Regions from separate parts of the Homo sapiens genome. Here all the other regions are linked to region 3. A link is a contact called in ENCODE Hi-C or POLR2A ChIA-PET data. All regions are on one chromosome and are shown on one strand. Each heading gives the region's core, a stretch centred on a gene start or an enhancer-like site at or near the end of the contact. The rest is flanking DNA. Distances are from core to core; before and after follow the strand shown.

Region 1 (3,080 bases), core at 450-2,949, 1.1 Mb before region 3:
TTTGTAGCTTCTTTCAGAATGAAGGCTCCTTCCGTGGCTGGGGTGAGCAGTCTTGAGATATCCGCAAGGGAGACTCCCCAGAAAAAAATAACAGGGCCTTTAATAACCTCCTGTTGGCCGGGTGCGGTGGCTCACACCGATAATGCCAGCACTTTGGGAGGCCGAAGCGGGTCTGAGGCAGAGAGTTCAAGACCAGCCTGACAAACATGGAGAAAACCCGTCTCTACTAAACACCAAAATTAGCCGGGCGTGATGGTGCATGCCTGTAATCCCAGCTACTGGTGGGGCTGAGGTAGGAGAATCGCTTGAACCCAGTAAGCCGAGATCACGCCATTACATTCCAGCCTGGGCACCACAAGCGACACTGTGTCTAAAAAAAAAAAAAAAAAAAAAAAAATACCCTGTTGCAGGCTTAATATTAGCCTTAGCTTGGAGTCACTAGGTTCAAGCTTTAATGTCCACATCAGTTATTCACTTGGTTTTTGAAACTAAGTGTTAGAAACTCCAGTGAAATTACTCACAATGTTTACATAAAGGAATTTTTAAGATGCTTACTTTTTTTTTCTTTTTTTTGAGCCGGAGTCTCGCTTTGTCACGCAGGCTGGAGCGCGATGATTGGATCTCAGCTCACTGCAACTTCCGCCTCCCGGGTTCAAGCAATTCTCGTGCCTCAGCCTCCCAAGTGGCTGGTACTACAGGCACGTGCCAACACGCCGATAGTTTTCGTATTTTTAGTAGAGACGGGTTTCACCACGTTGGCCAGGCTGGTCTAGAACTCCTGACCACGTGATCCACCTGCCTCGGCCTCCGAAGTGCTGGGATTACAGGCTTGAGCCACCGCGCCCAGCAAGAAAGGGGTTTTGAACCCTAATGCAGTTCCTGTTTTTGTTTCCATCCCCTATTGGCTGGGATCAGACCGCACAATCTAAGCTGATCCTGGTAAGCTTAGACCCAAACTTTTTCCAAATAAAGTAAATGCGCGATTTGCGAGAAAAGGAAAAGGGGGTAGAAGAAGAGGTAGGGTTGATTTACAACTTTTACAACTTATGACCAGAAAGTTGAGTCATTTAAAAGGAACTTAGTTGTCCTAACACCTCTTTACCTCAAGTGATCCGCCCGCCTCGGCCTCCCAAAACGTTGGGATTACAGGCGTGAGCCACAGCGTCCGGCCCCATACATTTTTAATAGGAGAAAAGAGAAACTGTAAACCCAAAGGAACAAAGCTCTTCCCATTCATGAACCCGCACCCCGAGTCAGGATTCTCCCCTGCCCACCCTCCCCTGGTCCCTGCACAATCTGGGAGAGACGCCACGCTGCGGGTGCAGAGCTGCCCAGAGAGGGCTCCAGGCCAGGGTAGTCACCGCGCAGTGAAGAGACAAGACGCCCGGGTGCCGGCTGTCAGCGCAGCTGCCATTTTATGGCTGAACAGGACTGAGGCCGAGCTGAGCAAGGAGAACTGGGGGAGCAGACTGTGGAGCTGACTGCGGGGAGGCCTGAGTCCCGCCACAGCCACTTTTCACCGGTTCCAACCAGTCCCTCTCCTCTCTCGGGATGTCGGACCCTCACTCTCACCATTTTTGGCTTCCAGGAGGTCCCGGTGTCTTAGCTGTGGATCTCCCAATACCTGCAGGACACGGGGCCACACAGCCTGGGCCTTTAGGAGAAGAACCAGACCTGGAGCTCTGACTGCAGCGAGAGACAAAGGCCGCACCAAACCCGGAAACCGTCCTCTTCGCTCCAGCTGCGTTCCTGATTGGATGGTTTCCAGCCCACCATCCCTGATTGGATAATGCTTAAGGCCCCGCCCCCTGAGGCCCTGAGTGACAGTAGATGTGATCAGACGCTGAGCTGAGTGAAGAAAGAGTGACAGCCTAAGCTGCAGCCTTTTCAGGCAGGGCTTCCTTCCTGAGCTGAGCCAGGCCCACCCCAGAGCATGGGAGAATTCTATCTTTTCTTTACTCTCTCTCTTTTTGAATGTATTCAAAAGGTGAACAGAAGTATTTTGCTCTCATATTAATAATACATAAAATTTTTGTTCAAGAGAAAATCAACTTTTACTTTGGCAATAATGTATTATCAATACTAAAGGTAATTTTGATAAAACCTTATAAAAAATCAAATTTGTCATTTTTGACCTCTCGAGATTTACATACATATTTTGTAATCTAATGTAATTTTTTAACTTTTTATATTTTATTTTTATCTACATTCTTTTTATTTTTTCAATTTGAAACAACCTTTAAGTAATTTCAAACTGTTACAAGAGACAAAGAAATCATTTAGGGCCAGTCCGCTGGTGCACGCTTGTAATCCAAGCACTTTGGGAGGCCAAAGTGGGTGGATCACTTCAGGTCAGGAGTTCAAGACCAGCCTGGCCAACATGTTGAATCTCATCTCTAGTAAAAACACAAAAAATTAGCCAGGTGTGGTGGTACACACCTGTAGTCCCAGGTGCTACGGCGGCTGAAGCAGGGGAATCGCTTGAACCCAGGAGGCGGAGGTTGTGTAACGGCCTAAGGGCTTCATCTTGCCTAGACAGAGATGATTCATCAAGACAGGGGAATTTGTGGAGGAAAAGTTAAATATTAAATTTGAACTCAGTTGAACATGGACACAAACAATGGTCACCAAGTCCTGGAACAGGTTATGTGAGCCCCTTGAGGCATTCACCTGCCGACCTTCCCCTGGTCCCTGCACAATCTGGGAGAGACGCCATGCTGCAGGTGCAGAGCTGCCCAAAGTGGGCTCCAGGCCAGGGCACAGTCACAGCGCAGTGAAGAGGCAGGACTTCTGGGGGCCTGGCTGTCAGCGCAGCTGCCATCTTCTGGCTGAATGGGACTGAGGCCAAGCTGGGCAAAGAGAACTGGGCACAGATTGTTTTGGAGAAATCTCTATTTTAATCTATTCCTATACGTTAGTTATTGAAAAACAATAGCCAATCGCAAAAAAAACAAGTTGACTTTTTTGTGTTCCTTGAGCCCAGTTGCAAAGAGCCCAGTTGCAACTGGGCCTCATGCCAAACAACTTGTTACAAAAAGAGCTAGGATCCCAGACTGCACCAAAGCTCCAAAGACCTCTCC
Region 2 (3,454 bases), core at 83-2,582, 1.9 Mb before region 3:
TTGTAATAGGTGTACTAATTCTTGTTGGGTGTTGTGTCATACCATGCATCTGTGGGCTAGTACAAAGACTTATAAAAACGACACTTACGAAAACCTCCCTTAGTTCTCCTCCACCTTATTCAGATAAACTTTTCCTTTTAAAAGATCAAGTCAAACAACAAAGTAAAGGTATGTTTAAAAAGTTTTAAAAAGCGTGTGGTCGCAGTGGCTCACGCCTGTAATCCCAGCACTTTGAGAGGCTGATGCGGGCGGATCACCCGAGGTCAGAAGTTAGAGACCAGCCTGACCAATATGAAGAAGCCCCATCTATACTAAAGACACAAAATTAGCTGGTCGTGGTGGCACATGCCTGTACTCCCAGCTACTCGGGAGGCTGAGGCAGGAGAATTGCTTGAACCTGGGAGGCAAATGTTGTAGTGAGCCAAAATCGTGCCATTGCACTCCAGCCTAGGCAGCAAGAGCAAAAACTCCATCTCAAAAAAAAAGGTTTTTTTTTAATTATAAAAATTAAAAGGGGGAAATTGTAAAATACAATAAAATTCCTCTTCAAAGGTTTAGTCTTAACTTTCTTGTTCTTTGTTCTCAAACTCAACTTGCTTGTTCTCCATGCCTCCTTGCCCCTAGTTACTGTAACAACCTTCCTTCCCAACAGCTCTAATCAATAATTCACATCTGTTCCCTTGATTACTCACTCTGCAGCCTTCCCACCCTTCAAAACCACACGTCCCACCACTGTGACTTATACATGCCCCTTCCCTTCCTTATTTGGAAAAATATTTACAAATAGCCAATCGGGTCAGTTTAGATTGTGGGGTCCGACCCTAGCCCATGGGGGAGTAACACAGAGGAAGAGACTTTACGTTAAAAATAAAAACCCCTTCCCTCCTTTGTTCAGGGTGCTCTTGCGATCGTGATTAATGCAAACAAAAACCTTTTGCAGAAGTAAATTGCCTTACTAAAAAAACTTTTGCCTGAGTACTGGTTTCACTTTGCGACACCAAACACTTTACTTCCAACGGTATTATTAATATGACAACGAAATACTTCTGTTCACCTTTTCAATACATTCAAAAAGAGAGAGTAAAAAAGAGAATGTTCCCATGCTCTGGGGTGGACGTGGCTCAGCTCAGAGAGGAAGCCCTGGCTGAAAAGGCTGCAGCTTAGGCTGTTACTCTTCTTCACTCAGCCCAGCATGTGATCACATCTTCTGTCACTCAGGTCCTGAGGGGGCGGGACCTTAAGAATTATCCAATCAGGGACGCTGGGCTGGAAACGTCCAATCAGGCAAGCAGCCGGACCGAACAGGGCGGCTTCTGGTTTGGCGGGTCCTTTGTCTCTCGGTGCAGCCGGAGCTCCAGGTCTCCTCTTCACTACTCTGTGTCCTGTGCTCCTACAGGCCCAGCCTCTGTGGCCCTGTGACCTGCAGGTATTGGGAGATCCACAGCTAAGACACCAGGACCCCTGGAAGCCTAGAAATGGTGAGAGTGCCGGTCCGACATCCCAAGCGACGGGGAGGGGCTGGTTGGAACCGGTGGAAAGTGACGGTGGCGGGACTCAGGTATCCCCTTAGTCAGCTCCACAATCTGCGCCGGAGTTCTTGCCCAGCTCGGCCTCGGTTCCCTTCAGCCATAAGATGGCGGCTGCGCTTATAGCGCAGCCCCCAGGCGTCCTGTCTCTTCACTGTGCGGTGACTGTGCCCTGGCTTGGAGCCCTCGCTGGGCAGCTGCGCACCCGCAGAGCCGCTTCTCTCCCAGATTGTGCAGAGACCACGGGAGAGTCGTCAGGGGAGAATCCTGACTCGGAGTGCGGGTTCACGAATGGGAAGAGCTTTAGTGGGTTGGGTTCACAGTTTCTCTTTTCTCCTATTAAAAATTTATGGGGCTGGGCAAGGTGGCTCACTCCTGTAATCGCAGCAGTTTGGGAGGCCGAGGCGGGCGGATCACTTGAGGAGTTGTTAGGGCAGCTAAGTTCCTCTTCAGAGACTCAACTTCCTGGTCATAAGTTGTAAAAATTGTAAATCAACCCTACCCCTTCTTTTTCCCCATTCTCCTTTTCTCAAAACATCGCGCGTTTACCCTATATGGAAAAAGTTTGTGTCTAGCCCAACCAGGATCAGCTTAGATTGTGCGGTGGGACCTCAGCCAATATGGGAAGGACACAAAAACCGGAACTGCGTTAGGGTTAAATCCCCTTCCTGGCCCAGCGCGGTGGCTGATGCCTGTAATCCCAGCACTTTGTGAGGCCGTGGCGGGTGGATCACAAGGTCAGGAGTTCTAGGCCAGCCTGGCCAACATAGTGAAACCCCGTCTCTACTAAAAATACAAAAATTAGCCGGGATTGGTGGCAGGCGTCTGTAATCCCAGCTACTTGGGAGGCTGACGCACGAGAATTGCTTGAACCTGGGAGGCGAGGTGCAGTGAGCCGAGAGCTTGCCATTGTACTCCAGCCTTGGTGACAAAGTGAGACTCCGTCTTAAAAAAAAAATAGACATCTTAAAATTTCCTTCCCTTATGTAAATACTGTGTTTGAGTAATTTCACGGATTTTTCAAACACTGAGTTTCAAAAACCAAGTGAATAACTCTGACATGACAAAGCTTGAGCCTAGTGACTCCAAGCTAAGGCTAATATTAAGCCTAAAACAGAAGGTTTTTTTTTTGGACAGAGTTTTGCGTTTTGCTCTTGTTGCCCAGGTGGAGTACAGTGGCGCAATCATGGCTCACTGAAATCTCCACCTCCTGGGTTCAAGCGATTCTCCTGCCTCAGCCTCTCAAGTAGCTGGGATTACAGGCATGCACCATCATGCTTGGCTGATTTTGTGTTTTTAGTAGAGACGGGTTTTCTCCATGTTGGTCAGGCTGGTCTCGAGCTCCCGGCCTCTGGTGATCTGCCTGCCTTGGCCTCCTGAAGTGCTGGGATTACAGGCATGAGCCACAGGGCCCAGCCAACAGGAGTTTATAAAGTCCTATTTAGCTTTTTCTGGGGAGCCTCCCCTGCAGATGTCCCAGCCTATTCACCGGAGCCATGGAAGGAGGCGTTATTCTGAGAGAAGGTACAGAGCCCCAGAAAGCTGGGGCCCCACAAGCAGATGCAGTTAAGGTTAAGATGAAAGGAAACTGGGAGGATCTTTTTTTTTTTTTTTTGAGATGGAGTCTCGCTCTGTCGCCCAGGCTGGAGTGCAGTGGTGCGATCTCGACTCACTGCAAGCTCCGCCTCCCGGGTTCACGCCATTCTCCTGCCTGAGCCTCCCGAGTAGCTGGGACTACAGGCACCCACCACCACGCCCGGCTAATTAAAAAAAATTTTTTTAATAGAGACGGGGTTTCACCGTGTGAGCCAGGATGGTCTCGATCTCATGACCTCATGGTCCACCCGCCTCGGCCTCCCAAAGTGCTGGGATTACAGGCGTGAGCCACCGCGCCCGGCCTTTGGGAGGATCTTACTGACGATGAAGTT
Region 3 (3,047 bases), core at 213-2,712:
GCTTTGTCAAAAACAATTAATTAAAATATGGTATAAACAAGTACACTAAAGGACAAATAGGTGATAATGTGAATTAGGAAGGAAAAGTTGACATTTGGGAACGCCAGAAGAAATTGGAAATTTAGTATCTTACTGCAAGCCAGAGTGAGGCTGGAGAAATGGGGGACGGGGGTTAGACTTAACAACCTGCTTGGGACACAGGTGAAAAATGCAGCAGAAAATCAGTTCCCCGTGGAGTGTGAAAATAATTAAGAGACAGGCAATTCCACTGAGGTGTCTCTAGTCCCTGGGTTCCTACTTAAAAAAAAAAAAAATCTAACTCAGGTGCATTTTTTTTTTAATTACTACATTCAGAGAAAATGTAGGCTTAAACAACTATAAACTGTTAATTAACCTCTGATTACACAACCAGGAAATCTTCACCTGTATTGTACAAATCAAGAAACTACGTTACTGTAACCAATTACTAAATTTAGTTTTCTTCATCATACATTTTATAAATGACTTTCCTTCAAGCCTCTCCCATAGACAACAAACTACAAACCATAGCTGGATACTCTATGATTCTTGAATCACTGTTTGATTAAATTCTTTAGGCCAGGCGCGGTGGCTCACGCCTGTAATCCCAGCACTTTAGGAGGCCAAGGCGGGCGGATCACGAGGTCAGGAGTTCAAGACCAGCCTGGCCAACGAGGTGAAACCCCGTCCCAACTAAAAATACAAAAAAATAAGGCCGGCCCAGTGACAGGCGCCTGTAATCCCAGTTACTCGGGAGGCTGAGCCAGGAGAATCTCCAGAACCCGGGAGGCGGAGGTTGCAGTGAGGGGAGATCGCGCCACTAAACCCTAGCCTGGGCGACAGAGCGACTCCGTCTCAAACAAACAAAAAAATCGTTAATATTTGTGCAGTGACTCCCATACATTTTTAATAGGAGAAAAGAGGAACTGGGAAAGCCACGGACCAAAGATCTTCCCATTCATGAACCCGCACCCCGAGTCAGGATTTTCCCCTGACGACCCTCCCGTGGTCCCTGCACAATCTGAGAGAGACGCGGCGCTGCGGGTGCAGAGCTGCCAAGAGAGGGCTCCAGGCCAAGGCACAGTCACTACGCAGGGAAGAGAAAGGACGCCTGGGGTCCTGGCTGTCAGCGCAGCCGCCATCTTATGGCCGAAGGGGACGGAGGCCGAGCTGGGCAAGGCGCAGATTGTGAAGCTGACTGCGGAGAGGCCTGAGTCCCGCCACAGCTACTTCCCACCAGTTCCAACCAGCCCTTTCGCCGTCTCTCGGGATGTCGGACCGGGCACTCTCACCATTTCTAGGCTTCTAGGGGGTCCTGGCGTCTTAGCTGTGGATCTCCCAATATCTGCAGGTCAGAGGGCCACACAGGCTAGGCCCCTAGGAGCAGAAGACACAGAGAAGTGAGAGCAAAACCTGGAGCTCCGGCTACAGCGAGAGACAAAGACCCCGCCAAACCCGGAAGCCGTCCAGTCCGCTCCAGCTGCATGCCTGATTGGACGGTTTCCAGCCCAGCGTCCCTGGTTGGATAATGCTTAAATCCCCGCCCTGTCAGGCTTTGAGTGACAGAAGATGTGATCAGATGCGGGTTCAATGAAGAAAGAGTGACAGCCTAGACTGCCCCCTCTTCTGACAGGGCTTCCTCCCTCAGCTGAGCTAGGCCCATCCCAGAGAGTATTTGCCTTTAAATTTGTGTATAAGGTCATATGTATAAATAAATAATACATTATATAGCTATACACAAGTGAAAAGAATATAACAATTATTTTAAAATTTCAGCTTTTATGACCTTCCTGGCTTCTGGCCCTTTGAGCAGGCAGCCTGAGATTTTAGAAAAGAGAAAATCATCTAAAATGAATGTCAGCCACATGTGGATTTGAAATTTTCTAGTAGCCAAACTTTAAAAAGAAACAAGTTGAACTGATTGTTAACAATGTAATTCACCCATTATATTCAAAATATTATCATTTTAATGTGTGAGAAATATGTAATTATTGATAAAATATATAAATATTTGGAACTAAATCTTTGAAGCTGACTTTGTATTTTACCTTTCTAGCATATCGCATTTCAGACCAGGCACATTGTGGGAACCCAGTAGCCACACATGGACAATAGCTGTCACATTGAAGTGCAGCTCTGATGTCAGCGGTGTGAAGGGCCTGAACATCTCTTTCCTGCGAGAGTGAAAGAAGAGACTCTCCCTACAAACATCTCTCTTTGGTTCCTAGGGTGGACCAGATAGTTCCCATAGAAAGAGCTGAGGGCAGTAGGAATAAAATAGCCACAGGTAATAAACAACTGCTGGCCACCTGTTGCCCACCTTTCTTTTAGAGACCAGATAGTGAACAAAGGATGATGGGGCCACAGGAGAAAAAACAACTATGTCTTCAGTTCTGTCCACACACTTGAACTCCAGTATTTAGAGATGGAGAAAATAGATTAAAAACAAACATAGTTTGCTATATGGTCTTGGCCCTAACAATCAGGCTGTGTTTATCTGTTTTCTCCTGTGGTGTGGGGGACTATGTGAGTCTAAGCACCAATCACACGCATACATGTCTACAGGTATTTCTGCATTACCCAAAATTCTCTTACAAAACATCGAACTTTAAATCAGGGGAAGAAATCAGTACCTAGAGGGTGTCCACTGTTAGAAGCCAACTCTTAGTCAACCTGTCACTGAATCCTGGCAACTTATCTGTACTGGGTGCATGTATTAGTTAGCTATTGAGGCATAACAAATCATCCAAAACTTATTAGTTTATAATTGAAATGGTTGGCCATTTAGGCCGAGCTGAGTGGGGCCATTCTTCTGGTCTCAGCTGAGCTCCTTCAGACATGTATCATCACCTGCTTTTTGACTAGACAGCTGTGCATCTGGGGGTGAGCTTCTGCTCCTGGGTCTGTCAACAGGGGCACCTTGCTTCTCCTCTTCATGGTATCTTATTTTCCAGCTGGCTAACATGGGCATTATTCATGGAGATGGCAGCATTCTAAAAGAAAAAGAGAAGCAGTCAATACCATTTGAG
Region 4 (3,521 bases), core at 928-3,427, 1.6 Mb after region 3:
AGGAAATGCCTCTCAGCCTCAGGGCATCCACGTCCACACTTGAGAAGCTAAACTCAATACCTCAGGTTGTCCTATGAGAGAATATGACCCAGAAGCTGATATTCACTAGACACTCTAGCACACATAGCCATGGTGGGTATCTTGGTTTATCCCCATACAGTACTGAAATCTAGGTCCAAGAAAAAACTGAAGGGTGACTGAAGACACATCACCCTATACAGTTTCCAAAAGGAAAACCTGACCCAAAAACATTCTGGTAAGATAGCTGCGTCTAGGGAAAATAGACGAAAAAAACGCACAGAGATATTTTACCATACAGTGTCAGGAGATTATTCTTTGCTTTCTTCTCACAGGGAGTATTTACCAAAAAAAACAAATCTTTTTAAATGTGCCATCAAATGCTTTGTCAAAAAAAAAATTAATTGGCCAGATGCGGTGGCTCACGTCTGTAATCCCAGCTCTTTGGGAGGCCGAAGTGGGCAGACCAGCTGAGGCCAGGAGTTCGAGACCAGCCTGGCCAACATAGTGAAACCCTGTCTGTACTAAAAATACAAAAATTAGCCAGACGTGGTCGTGGGCACCTGTAAGTCCAGCTACTTGGGAGACTGAGAGAGGAGAATCATTTGAGCCCAGTAGGCGGAGGTTGTAGTGAGCCTAGTGCGTCACTGCACTCCAGCCTGGGTGACAGAGCAAGGCTCTGTCTCAAAAATTAAAAATAAAAATGATTAAAATCGGTATCAAAATGTACACTACAGGACAAATAGTTGATAAAGTGAATTAGGGAGGGGAAATTGGCATTTGGGAATGTCAGACGAAACTGGAAATTTAGTATTTTACTGCAAGCCAGAGTTAGGCTGGAGGAACAGGGGATGAGGGGTGGACTTGAGGCCCTGCTTGAGACACATGTAAAAAATTCAGGGAAAAATCGTCCCCTTTTGAGTGTGAGAAAAATTAAGTGGCAGGCAATTAGATTGAGGTGGCTCTAGTCCTCGGATTTCTACTTCTAAAAATAAAAATCTAAACTCAAGAGCATTTTTTGGTAAATTACTACATTGGCAGAAGCAAAATTTAGGCTTAAGCAACTATAAACTGCCAATTAAGCTCTGATTACATAAGAAGGATATTTCCACCTAGATTGTAAAAATTAAGAAACTAGGCCAGGTGCGGTGGTTCACGCCTGTAATTCCAGCACTTTCGGAGGCCAAGGTGGGTGGATCACCTAAGGTCAGGAGTTCCAGACCAGCCTGGCCAACAAGGTGAAACCCCGTCTCTCCGAAAAATAAAAAAATTGGCCTGGTGTGGTGGCAGGCGCCTGTAATCCCAGCTACTAGGGCTGAGGCAGGAGAATCGCTTGAACCCGGAAGGCAGAGGTTGCGGTGAGCCGAGATCACGCCACTGCACTCCAGCCCGCGCGAGAGAGCAAAACTCCTTTTCAAAAAACAAAACAAAACAAAACCTACATAACTGTACCTAGCAAATTACTGAATTTGGTTTTCTTTACCATGAACCTTATAAAAATATCTCCTTCAAGGCCTTTCATAGACCACAAATTACAAACCATAGCTGGGTGCTCTACAATGTTTGAATCACTCTTTGATTAAATTATTTAATCTTTTCGCGGTGACGCCCATAAATTTTTAATAGAAAAAAAGAGGCCCTGGGAACCCCACGGACTAAAGTGCTTCCTATTCATGAGCCAGCACCTCCAGTCAGGATTCTCCCCTGACGACCCTCCCGTGATCCCTGCACAATCTGGGAGAGACGCGGCGCTGCGGGAGCAGAGCTGCCCAGAGAGGGCTCCAGGCCAGGACACAGTCACTGGGCAGGGAAGAGACAGGACGCCCGGAGCCCGCCTGTCAACGCAGCCGCCATCTTATCGCTGAAGGGGACTGAGGCCGAGCTGGGCAAGGAGAACCCGGGCACGGATTGTGGAGCTGACTGAAGGAAGGCCTGAGGCTCGCCACAGCCGCATCCCACCGGTTTCAACGAGCCCCGTTCCCTCTCTCGGGACGTCGCACCTGGCAGTCTCACCATTTCTAGGCTTCCAGGGGTTCCTGGCATCTTAGCTGTGGCTCTCCAATACCTGCAGGTCACAGGGCCACACAGGCTGGGCCTCCTGGAGCAGAGGACACAGAGCAGTGAAGTCGAGACCTGGAAACTCCGGCGGCAGCGAGAGACAAAGGCCCAGCCACATCCCGGAAGCCGCCCTGTCCGCTCCAGCTTTGTGCCTGATTGGACAGTTCCCAGCCCAGCGTCCCTGATTAGATAACGTTTAAGGCCCCGCCTTCTCAGGCCCTGAGTGACAGAAGATGTGATCAGACACTGGGCTGAATGAAGAAAGAGTGACAGCGTAGGCTGCAGCCTTTTCAGGCAGGGCTTCCTCAGCTCAGCCAGGCCCACCTCAGAGCATGGGAAAATCCTCTCTCTTCTTTGCTCTCTTTCAATGTATTCAAAATGTGAACAAAAATATTTGATGTATATTAATAATACATAAAATTTTTGTTCCAGAGAAAATCAACTTTTACTTTATTGTGTATTATCAATAATAAAGCTAATTTGATAAAACATTGTAAGTCTCTCAGCCGGGCGCCGTGGCTCACACCTGTAATCCCAACACTTTGGGAGGCCGAGGCAGGTGGATCTCCTGAGGTCAGGAGTCCGAGACCAGTCTGGCTAACATGGTGAAACCCCATCTCTACTAAAAATACAAAATTATTGAGCATGGTGGTGCGTGCCTGTAATCCCAACTACTCGGGAGGCTGAGGCAGGAGAATTGCTAGAACCCGGGAGGCCAAGGTTGCAGTAAGCCTAGATCGCGCCAATACATTCCAGACTGAACAATAAGAGTGAAATTCCATTTCAAAAAAATGAAAAATAAAATATAAAAATTAGCTGAGCATGGTGGCACACGTCTGTAATCCCAGCTACTCCGGAGGCTGAGGCAGGAGAATCGCCTGAACCCGGGAGGCGGAGGTTGTAGTGAGTTGAGATCATGCCACTGCACCCCAGCAAAAAATAAAAATAAAAATACATTAAAATTTTTTTGACCTCTCTAGATTTTTATACATATTTTATGATCTCTTATAATTTTTTAATTTTTTTTTTTTGAGACTGAGTCTTGCTCTGTGGCCCAGGCTGAAGTCCAGCGGCACGATCTCGGCTCACTGCAACCTCTGCCTTTCAGGTCCAAGGGATTCTCCTCCCTCAGCCTCTGGAGTAGCTGGGATGACAGGTGCACCACCACACCTGACTAATTTTTTGTATTTTTAGTAGAGATGCGGTTTCACCATGTTGGCCAGGCTGGTCTCGAACTCCTGGCCTCAGGTGATCCACCTGCCTTAGCCTCCCAAAGTAGTGGGATTACATGGGTAAGCCATGATGCCGGTCCATTGTTTAACTTTTTATATTTCATTTTAATCTACATTATTTTTACTTTTTCAATTTGAAGGAACCTTTAAGTAATTTCAAAGCAGACAAATGTTTCTAACTTTCTTCATCAAAAGCATATTTTGCTTTTGTTT
Region 5 (3,260 bases), core at 374-2,873, 1.9 Mb after region 3:
AAAGATTTTTTACAATACAGTATCAGGGAATTGTTCTTCTTTTTCTTCTCATAAAAAATATTTTCAAACAGAAAACGATTTTTTTAAGTGCCATTCAATGTCAAAAAATGCTTAGTTAAAATACAGTATCTAAAGTGTACAATAAAAGACAAATAGTTGATAATGTGAATTAGAAAGGGGAAGCTGGCATTTGAGAATGTGAGAAGAAACTGGAAATTTAGTATTTTACTGCAAGTCATAGTTAGTCTGGAGGAATGGGATGAGGGGTAGGCTTGAGACCCAGCTTGAGAGAACTGTGAAAAATGCAGGGGAAAATCAGTCTCCTGTGGAGTGTGAAAATAACTAAGTAGCAGGCAATTAGACGGAGGTTACTCTAGTCCCTGGGTTCCTATTTTTTAAAAACTCTAACTCAAATGCATTTTTTTGCAAATTACTGAATTGAGGGAAACAAAAATTTAGGCTTAACCAATCATAAACTGCCAATTAACCTCTGATTACATAACCAGGAAATGTCCACCTTAATTGTACAAGTCAAGTAACTATGAACTGTACCTAACCAATTATTTAATTTGGTTTTCTTCATCATGTACCTTTAAAAGTCTTTCCTTCAAGCTGCTCTCATAAAGTCACAAGCTCCAAACCACAGCTGAATGCTCCACAATTTTTGAATCACTCTTTGATTAAATTCTCCAATATTTTTGTGGTGATCCCCATAATTTATTTATTTATTTAACTTATTTATTTATATATTTTTTAAGACGGAGTTTCGGTCTTGTTAACCAGGCTGGAGTGCAATGGCGTCATCTCGGCTCACTGCAACCGCCACCTCCCGGGTTCAAGCGGTTCTCCTGCCTCAGCCTTCTGAGTATCTGGGATTACAGGCATGTGCCACCACGCCCGGCTAATTTTGTATTTTTAGTAGAAACGGGGTTTCACCATGTTGGTCAGGCTGGTCTTGAACTCCTGACCTCAGGTGATCCACCCACCTCGGTCTCCCAAAGTGCTGGTATTACTGACCTGAGCCACCGCGCCCGGCCCTCCCATAAAATTTTAATAGGAGAAAACAGGAACTGGGAACCCCACGGACCAAAACTCTTCCCATTAATGAACCCGCACCCTGAGTCAGGATTCTCCGGTGACGGCCCTCCTGTGGTCCCTGCACAATCTGAGAGAAATGCGGCGCTGCGGGTACAGAGCTGCCCAGAGAGGGCTACAGGCCAGGGCACAGTCACTAGGCAGAGAAGAGACGGGATGCCCCGGGGCTGGCTGTCAGCGCGCCGCCATCTTATGGCTGCAGGGGACTGAGCCGAGCTGGGGAAGGAGAACTCGGGGTGCAGATTGTGGAGCTGACTGCGGGGAGGCCTGAGTCCCGCCATAGCCATTTCCCACGGGTTCCAACCAGCCCCTTCCCCCTCTCGGGATGTCGCACCCGTAACTCTCACCATTTCTAGGCTTCCAGGGGGTCCTGGAGTCTTAGCTGTGGATCTCTCAATTTCTGCAGGTCACAGGCCCACAGAGGCTGGACCTCTAGGAGCAGAGGACACAGAGCAATGAAAGCGAGACCTGGAGCTCCGGCTGCAGCGAGAGACAAAGGCGCCGCCAAATCCCGGAAGCCATCTTGTCTGCTCCAGCTGCGTGCCTGATTGGACGGTTCCCAGCCCAGCGTGCCTGATTGGACAACGTTTAAGGTCCTGACCCTTCAGGCCCTGAGTGACAGAAGATGTGATCAGACACTGGGCTGAGTGAAGACTGATAGCCTGCGCTGCAGCCTTTTCAGCCGGGGCTTCCTCTTTTAGCTGAGCCAGGCCCATCCCATAGGGTATTTGTATTTAACCTTGTGTATAAGGTCATATACATTTATAAATGATATATGGCTACTCACAAAGAAAAATAATATAATAATAATTATTTTAGAATTTCAGACTTTATGACCTTCCTGGCTTCTGGTCCTTTGAGTAGGCAGCCTGAGAATTTTAAAAAGAGGCAATCCTCAAATAAAATGTGAGCCACATGTGAATTTTAAATTTTCTAGTAGTCAAACTTTAAAAAGAAAAAAACAAGTGGAATTGATTGTAACAATCTAACCCAATATATCCAAAGTACTATCATTTTAGTATGAGAGCAATATGAAATTATTGATGAAATACACATATATATGTATATATGTGTATACACACACACACACACACACACACACACACACACATATATGGAACTAAATCTTTGAAAATAACTCTATTTTACCTAACACATTGCAATTCAGACCAGCCACATTCCAGGCACCCAGTAGCCACACGTGGCCAATAGCTGCCACATTAAAATGCAGCTCTGATGTCAGGGGGGTGAAGAAGAGCCTGAACATCCCTTTTTTGCCAGAGGTGAGGGGACAGCCTCTCTCTACCAACATCTCTCTTCAATTCCAAGGAAAAAACAGTTAGTGACCATAGAAAGAACAGAGGACAGATAGAATAAAATAACCACAGGTCGACCTGTGGTTACCTCTGGTTATTTTATTAACTACTGCTGCCCACCTGTTGCTCACCTTAATTCCAAACATCAGACAGTGAACAAAGAATGATGAAGCCACAAAACAAGAAAACTCTGTATCTTCAGATCTGTCCACAGTCTTAACCTCCAATGTTTAGATATGGAGAAAATAGATTAAAGGCAAACTTATTTTGCTATTTGGCCTTGGCCCTAACGGTCAGCCTGTGGTTATCTGTTTTCTCCTGTGGTGTGGTGAACTGTGTGAGTATAAGCACCAATCACACGCAGACATGTCTACATGTATTTTTGCATTATTCAATATTCTCTTACAAGACATAAGACTTTAAGTCAAGAATAAAGGTAATGTGAGTCTTTTTTCTTGCATTGGCGCTACCCACAGGGTGCATCATGACATATTGCTAAGTTCTGCATTCAGGTTATGTGGCTCTCTTCTTTTACCCAGGCCCAGAATATTTTGCACAATAGAACATATTACTAGGCCCAACATATATAAAATGGGAGGCCCTTGCCTGAGCCTTTTTTACAGAGGGCCTTGTGACATATCTCTGCATCAATCACCTAAGAGATGCAACTGTCCATTTTTCCCTGCACTCTGCCCACAGGAAAAATTGTGACTTATCATTAAGCCTAGGTAGCAGGTGATGTGTCTCTCCTGCCTGGGCCTTGAGCCACAGAAAGCATTGTTACCTATTGCTGGGCTCAGCACCCAGGTGATGTGACTCTGCTGCCTGTGTCCTGCTGTCAGGAGAAGG
Region 6 (3,068 bases), core at 77-2,576, 1.5 Mb after region 3:
AGAAAGAATATAACTGTACCTAACCAATTATTGAATTTGGGATTTTTGCATCATGCACCTTATCAAAGTCCTTCAAGCCCCTCTTATAAACCAAAAACTACAACCCATAGGGGTGCTCTAAAATTTTTGAACCACTCTTTGATTAAATTATTTAATATTTTTGCAGAGACTGCCTTTTTTTTTTTTTTTTCTAGACAGAGTCTTCTTACTCTGTCGCCCAGGCTGGAGTGCAGTGGCGCGATCTTGGCTCACTGCAACCTCCTCCCAGGTTCAAGCGATTGTCCCGCCTCAGCCTCCCGAGTGGCTGGGATTACAAGCATGCGCCACTATGCCCGGCTTTTTTTTTTTGAGACAGAGTCAAGCTCTGTCACCCAAGCTGGACAGCAAATGGCGTCAGCTCGCCTCACTGCAACCTCCGCCTCCCGGGTTCAAGCGATTTTTCTGCGTCAGCCTCCTGAGTAGCTGGGATTACAGGACCGCGCCACCACGCCCGGCTAATTTTTTGTATTTCTAGTAGAAACGGGGGTTTCACCATGTTGGTCAGGCTGGTCTCGAACTCCTGACCTCGTAATCCGCCCACCTCGGCCTCCCAAAGTGCTAGCATTATAGGCGCAGGCCACTGTGCCAGACTAATTTTTATATTTTTAGTAGAGATGGGGTTTCGCCATGTTGGCCAGGCTGGTCTCGAACTCCTGGCCTCGGGTGATCCGCCCGCCTCGGCCTCTCGAAGTGCTGGGATTACAGGCGTGAACCAAAGCGCCCGGCCTGCCATAAATTTTTAATAGGGGGAAAGATGAACTGGAAACGCAGCGGACTAAAGCCCTTCCCATTCATGAACCCGCTCCCCGAGTCAGGATTCTCCCCTGACTACCCTCCCTTGGTCCCTGCACAATCTGGGAGAGACGCTGCGCTGCGGGAGCAGAGCTGCCCAGAGAGGGCTCCAGGTCAGGGCACAGTCACTGGGCGGGGAAGAGACAAGACGCCCGGGGGCCGGCTGTCAGCGAAGCCGCCATCTTATGGCTGAAGGGGACTGAGGCCCAGCTGGGCAAGGAGAACTCAGGGCGCAGTTTGTGGAGATGACTGCGGGGAGGCCCGAGTCCGCCACAGCCACTTCCCACAGGTTTCAACCAGCCCCTCCCTCTCTCTCCGGATGTCGGAGCCGCCACTCTCACCATTTCTAGGCTTCCAGGGGAGGCCCTGGCGTCTTAGCTGTGGATCTCCCAATGCTTGCAGGTCAGAGGGCCACAGAGGCTGGGCCTCTAAGAGCAGGGGACACAAAGCAGGGAAGACGAGACCAAGCGCTCCAGCTGCAGCGAGAGACAAAGGCCCCGCCAAATCCCGGAAGCCGCCCTGTCCGCTCCAGTTGCGTGCCTGATTGGACGGTCCCCAGCTCAGGGTCCCTGATTGGAAAACGTCTAAGGCCCAGCCCCTTCAGGCCTTAAGTGACAGAAGACCTGACCAAACGCTGGACTGAATGAAGAAAGAGTGACAGCCTAAGCTGCAGCGTTTTCAGGCAGGGCTTCCTCCCTGAGCTTAGCCCACCCCGGAGGGTATTTGCATTTGACCTCGTGTATGAGGTTTCATGTATTTATAAATAACATACTATACGGCTATTCACAAATGAAAAATATATAATAACAATAATTTTAAAATTTCAGTTTTTATGATCTTCCTGGCTTCTGGCATTTGAGCAAGCAGCCTGAGACTTTTTTAAAAAGGCAATCCTCTGAAATAAAATATAAGCCACATGTGAATTTTGAATTTTCTAGTAGCCAACTTTAAAAAGAAACAAGAAAAAGGTGGAGTTGATTGTAACAATTTAACTTACCCAATATATCCAAAATATTATCAGTTTAATATGTGAGCAATAATTATATATGTATATACATGTATATGTATGTATATATGTATATATGTGTGTATATATGTATATATGTATGTGTGTATATATGTATATATATGTGTGTGTGTATATATATATACATATATATATATATATATATATATATATATATATATATCACTAAATCTTTGAAACTCACTCTGTATTTTACCATTCCAGCACATCGCAGTTTAGACCAGCGACATTCCAGGCACCCAGGAGCCACACGTGGCCAATAGCTGCCATATTGAAGTGCAGCTGCGATGTCAGCTGAGTGAAGGGCCTGGACATCAGAGGTGGGGGAAAGCCTCTTCCTACCAACATCTCTTCAGTTCCCAGGGTGGAACAGATAGTGGCCATAAAAGAGCAGAAGGCAGCAAGAATAAAATAACCACACATAGACCACTGCTGGCCACCTGTTGACCACCTTCCTTCCAGATTAAACAGTGAACAACAAGTGATGGGGTGACAGGAGAAGTAAACTCTATGTCTTCATATCTGTCCAGTCTTTTTTGAGACAGACTTTCACTCTTATTGCCCAGGCTGGAGTGCAGTGAAGTGCAATGGCAGGATCGCGGCTCACCACAACCTCCACCTCCCAGGTCCAAGCAATTCTCCTACCTCAGCCTCCCAAGTAGCTGGGATTACAGGCACGTGCCACCACACCCAGCTAATCTTTTGTATTTTTATTAGAGACAGGGTTTCTCCATGTTGGTCAGGCTGGTCTTGAACTCCCGACTTCCGGTGATCTGCCGGCTCCCACCTCCCAAAGTGCTGGAATTACAGACGTGACCCACCACGCCCGGCCTTTTTTTTTTTTTTTTGAGACAGACTTGCTCTGTCACCCAGGCTGGAGTGCAGTGGCACGATCTTGGCTCACTGCAACTTCCACCTCTTGGGTTCAAGCAATTCCCTGCCTCAGTCTCCTGAGTAGCTGACATTACAGGCGCCCACCACCACGCCGAGCTAATTTTTGTATTTTTAGTAGAGACAGAATTTCTCCATCTTGGCCAGGCTGGTCTTGAACTACCGACCTCATGATCCACCCGCCTCAGCCTCCCAAAGTGCTGGGATTACAGGCATGAGCCCAGCCTTGTCCACAGTCTTGACCTCCAATGTTTATATATGAAGAAAACAGATTAAAGGCAAACTTATTTTGCTATTTGACCTTGGCCCTAATGGTCAG
Region 7 (3,074 bases), core at 277-2,776, 2.0 Mb after region 3:
TCTTCTGTTTCTCTGTCATTGATTTTTTTTAAAAAGTATACACAATAAAAGCTAAATATAGACAGAGAGGAATGCGGAAAGAATTTAATGTATTTTAGAGAAATTTATATTGTGTCTGTTTACTTGTTTGTGACTTGTAGAGCAACTACTAGATCTGTAAGAATAGAAAACAAGTTGCTAGATAGAATGCAAGCACTAGTTTTAATAAAAAATTATAACCATAAAATATATACTTTATTTTTTTAATTTATCTGCTTTTGTGTTTCAGGAATTGTAAGCACCAGCCCTAGCAGCAGAATTCACCAGCCAAAACTCCGATCTCCAAAAATCAGTTCTATGAGGCAAGACTTAAGGGTAGGGCCAGACCTAAATAAGGCCTCCAAAAAGGTGAACCTGAGCAGAACTGGGGCAGGGAGTGGACTCTATATAGAATTCTGTTCTCTATGCCACTGGGGTATTTCCAGTTCTGTTTTTCCTAAACTTACCTTAAAAAAAAAATCCTTAAATCTCAGAGTTTGTATAATTTTAATCTTTCTTAGACCCTGCCCTATCAATTATATGACATATACTAATAAGCAATTTGAACACATTTATAAAGGTTTTCTAGGGTAATTTTATTAAAAGATAAATATGTATTAACAAGGTAAAAGAAATGGAAATAGAAATAATTCTTCTGTCTATAAATATCCCTTCAGGTGATGACATCGCAAGTCACAATTATATAAAGTGGCACAAATAGAGCCCAAATTTTCTGCACACATCTATTTATTGTACCAATTATATGATGCTTAATTTAACCATTTATCCAGTTGCTAGACTAAAAGCTCCTGGATTGTAGGGACCATGACTGCTTCATCTATTTTTCTAATGGCCATATGAAAAGAAAACAATTTAGCCGGGCGTGGTGGCAAATGTCTGTAATTACACCTACTCGGGAGGCTGTCTCGGCCTCCCAAAGTGCTGGAATTACACGCGCGAGCCACCGCGCCAGGCCTTTTGACTCTCATACATTTTTAATGAAAGGAAAGAGAGACTAGGAACGCCACGGACCAAAGCTCTTCCCATTCATGAACCCGGCACCCGTCAGGATTCGCCCCTGACGACCCTCCCGTGGTCCCTGCACAATCTGGGAGAGACCCGGCGCTGCGGATGCAGAGCCACCCAGAGAGAGCTGCAGGCCAGGACACAGTCACTGAGCAGGGAGGAGAAAGGACGCCCGGGGGGCTGGCTGTCAGCGCAGCCGCCATCTTATGGTCCAAGTGGACTGAGGCCGCCTGGGCGAGGAGAACTCAGGGCGCAAATTGTGGAGCTGACTGCGGCGAGGTCTGAGTCCCGCCACAGCCCCTTCCCCTCTCTCGGGATGTCGGACCCGACATTCTCACCATTTCTAGGTTTCCGGGGGACCTGGCGTCTTAGCTATGGATCGCCAATACCTGCAGGTCAGAGGGCCATAGAGGCTGGGCCTCTAGAAGAAGAGGACACAGAGCAGTGAAGACGAGACCCGGAGCTCGGGCTGAAGGGAGAGACAAAGGCCCCGCCAATCCCGGAAGCCGCCCTGTCTGCTCCAGCTGCATGCCTGATTGGACAGTTCCCAGCCCAGCGTCCCTGACTGGATAATGATTAAAACCCCACCCCTCAGGTCCTGAGTGACAGAAGATGTGATCAGATGCTCTGCTGAATGAAGACTAACAACGTAAGTTGCAGCGTTTTCAGACAGGGCTCCCTCCCTGAGCTAAGCCAGGCCCACCCAACAGGGTATTTGCCTTTAACCTTCTGTGTAAGGTCACATGCATTTCAAATAATATACTAGATAGCTATTCAAAAATAAAAATATATATAATAACAATTATTTTAATATTTCATCTTTTATGACCGTCCTGGTTTCTGGCAGCCATAGTCCCTACCCCGACAGCCCCCAGCCCAGATGGCATTCAAATCTTCCTGGATGGGCTTGATGCCCGTCACTCACGCGCTCTTTAGCACTGCGTTGTGTTGGTTACTCAGGCCTGGGAGAGGTGGTGGGGATTGTAGATCCAGGGTAGGAGCCACCTTACACCCAGAGTTCACCTGGCCACATGCCAGCAAGGAAGCCCATGAAGCACAGCCCTAGACACTGAGCCTCGGCACCTCCAGCTGCACTTTCTATTTATATATCAGGTTTTTTTTTTTTTTTTTTTGAGACGGAGTCTCGCTCTGTTGCCCAGGATGGAGTGCAGTGGCACAATCTCAGATCACAACAACCTCTGCCTCCTGGGTTCAAGTGATTCTCTTGCCTCAGCCTCCCGAGGAGCTGGGACTACAGGTGCGTGCCACCATGCCCGGCTAATTTTTGCATTTTTAGTAGAGACGGGGTTTCACTATGTTGGCCAGGCTGGTCTTGAACTCCTGACCTCGTGATTGGCCCGCCTCAGCCTCCCAAAGTGCTGGGGTTACAGGTGTGAGCCACCGCGCCCGGCCTATATATCAGGTTTTTAAAACCATAAATAAACAGACACAAAAGCAGCCACTTTGATTGAGGAGAAAGTGGGAGCCTAAAGCAGCTGACCCTCAAACAGCTTTGCCAAGCCTCAGGCCAGGCCAGGCCATCTCAACACTCCAAGGCTACATGATAGTTACAGAGGACGACAGTTCCCATAGGTACTTGTCAAGCACTGTGCTAGCTTCTCAGTCACAGAGTCTCAGAATTTCTCCTTGCCAATACCCTGTGAGGGGAGGCCCTAACTCACTAGAGCACAGGAGGTTCCTAAGCTCTTCCCAGGAAATGGTTAACAAAGTGTGGAGCTGGGGGAAAACCCAGTCAGAACAAATGACTTCCCAGGGTCTCCCTTGACTCCATCCCTATCTCCACATGGGGCCAGGAGGTGAAGCGAGCCCCCTAACCCCCTCCATTCCACTCTCTCCTCAAAGTGGCTGTTTTTGTGTTTTCTTATTTATGGGATTTCAAAAGCCTGATTTTTAATTTTGAGTAGTTTCAGGCTTGTATGGGTGTATTTGTATAGGCTTTATTAGAAGGAAGAGGGCTTAAGACAATAACATTTTTAAAATGTCTCAGTGGGGAATAGACTTCCATGTCA

The links. A loop is a pair of places that touch in the nucleus more often than their neighbours do. ChIA-PET counts read pairs that join two places held with the same protein, here RNA polymerase II (POLR2A). Pooled maps may share reads with other maps.
Region 1: a map of posterior cingulate gyrus shows a loop between it and region 3 (4-fold over the local background). The contact joins the promoter of ZNF626 here to the promoter of ZNF100 in region 3. A Hi-C loop is called at or near these places in 1 of 168 maps with a recorded cell type or tissue (posterior cingulate gyrus), 1 of 37 single-sample maps with no recorded cell type and 13 of 50 pooled maps. POLR2A ChIA-PET finds 5 or more read pairs at or near these places in 2 of 52 experiments (CD4-positive, alpha-beta T cell and T-cell).
Region 2: a loop to region 3 is called in a map of Calu3, with 7 times the contacts of the local background. The contact joins the promoter of ZNF93 here to the promoter of ZNF100 in region 3. A Hi-C loop is called at or near these places in 1 of 168 maps with a recorded cell type or tissue (Calu3), 2 of 37 single-sample maps with no recorded cell type and 8 of 50 pooled maps. POLR2A ChIA-PET finds 5 or more read pairs at or near these places in 1 of 52 experiments (AG04450).
Region 4: a map of chondrocyte shows a loop between it and region 3 (5-fold over the local background). The contact joins the promoter of ZNF91 here to the promoter of ZNF100 in region 3. A Hi-C loop is called at or near these places in 1 of 168 maps with a recorded cell type or tissue (chondrocyte), 1 of 37 single-sample maps with no recorded cell type and 8 of 50 pooled maps. POLR2A ChIA-PET finds 5 or more read pairs at or near these places in 2 of 52 experiments (CD4-positive, alpha-beta T cell and activated CD4-positive, alpha-beta T cell).
Region 5: a map of GM12878 shows a loop between it and region 3 (2.7-fold over the local background). The contact joins the promoter of ZNF675 here to the promoter of ZNF100 in region 3. A Hi-C loop is called at or near these places in 2 of 168 maps with a recorded cell type or tissue (CD4-positive, alpha-beta memory T cell and GM12878), 2 of 37 single-sample maps with no recorded cell type and 12 of 50 pooled maps. POLR2A ChIA-PET finds 5 or more read pairs at or near these places in 1 of 52 experiments (GM12878).
Region 6: a map of CD4-positive, alpha-beta memory T cell shows a loop between it and region 3 (25-fold over the local background). The contact joins the promoter of ZNF724 here to the promoter of ZNF100 in region 3. A Hi-C loop is called at or near these places in 2 of 168 maps with a recorded cell type or tissue (CD4-positive, alpha-beta memory T cell and ovary), 1 of 37 single-sample maps with no recorded cell type and 6 of 50 pooled maps. POLR2A ChIA-PET finds 5 or more read pairs at or near these places in 2 of 52 experiments (CD4-positive, alpha-beta T cell and activated CD4-positive, alpha-beta T cell).
Region 7: a loop to region 3 is called in a map of B cell, with 8 times the contacts of the local background. The contact joins the promoter of ZNF681 here to the promoter of ZNF100 in region 3. A Hi-C loop is called at or near these places in 1 of 168 maps with a recorded cell type or tissue (B cell) and 9 of 50 pooled maps. POLR2A ChIA-PET finds 5 or more read pairs at or near these places in 1 of 52 experiments (T-cell).

The regions. Positions count from the first base shown.
Region 1 is chr19:20,659,872-20,662,951 of GRCh38, forward strand. It overlaps ZNF626 (zinc finger protein 626), which reads right to left and starts at 1,700. Exons shown (of 4, transcript NM_001076675.3): 1 at 1,573-1,700. The coding sequence starts at 1,575. RefSeq lists a silencer at 1,825-1,894.
Region 2 is chr19:19,899,614-19,903,067 of GRCh38, forward strand. It overlaps ZNF93 (zinc finger protein 93), which reads left to right and starts at 1,333. Exons shown (of 4, transcript NM_031218.4): 1 at 1,333-1,478. The coding sequence starts at 1,476. RefSeq lists enhancers at 1,303-1,902, 1,437-1,986, 2,535-3,084.
Region 3 is chr19:21,766,117-21,769,163 of GRCh38, forward strand. ZNF100 (zinc finger protein 100) reads right to left here and starts at 1,463. Exons shown (of 5, transcript NM_173531.4): 1 at 1,311-1,463. The coding sequence starts at 1,313. RefSeq lists a silencer at 1,450-1,627.
Region 4 is chr19:23,393,294-23,396,814 of GRCh38, forward strand. ZNF91 (zinc finger protein 91) reads right to left here and starts at 2,178. Exons shown (of 4, transcript NM_003430.4): 1 at 2,032-2,178. The coding sequence starts at 2,061. RefSeq lists an enhancer at 1,580-2,448.
Region 5 is chr19:23,685,589-23,688,848 of GRCh38, forward strand. It overlaps ZNF675 (zinc finger protein 675), which reads right to left and starts at 1,624. Exons shown (of 4, transcript NM_138330.3): 1 at 1,443-1,624. The coding sequence starts at 1,445. RefSeq lists enhancers at 60-1,030, 1,162-1,551, 1,842-1,891.
Region 6 is chr19:23,249,068-23,252,135 of GRCh38, forward strand. It overlaps ZNF724 (zinc finger protein 724), which reads right to left and starts at 1,327. Exons shown (of 4, transcript NM_001355404.2): 1 at 1,173-1,327. The coding sequence starts at 1,175. RefSeq lists an enhancer at 948-1,237 and a silencer at 1,368-1,427.
Region 7 is chr19:23,757,365-23,760,438 of GRCh38, forward strand. It overlaps ZNF681 (zinc finger protein 681), which reads right to left and starts at 1,527. Exons shown (of 4, transcript NM_138286.3): 1 at 1,383-1,527. The coding sequence starts at 1,385. It also overlaps a transcript of RPSA2 not described here. RefSeq lists an enhancer at 1,207-1,725.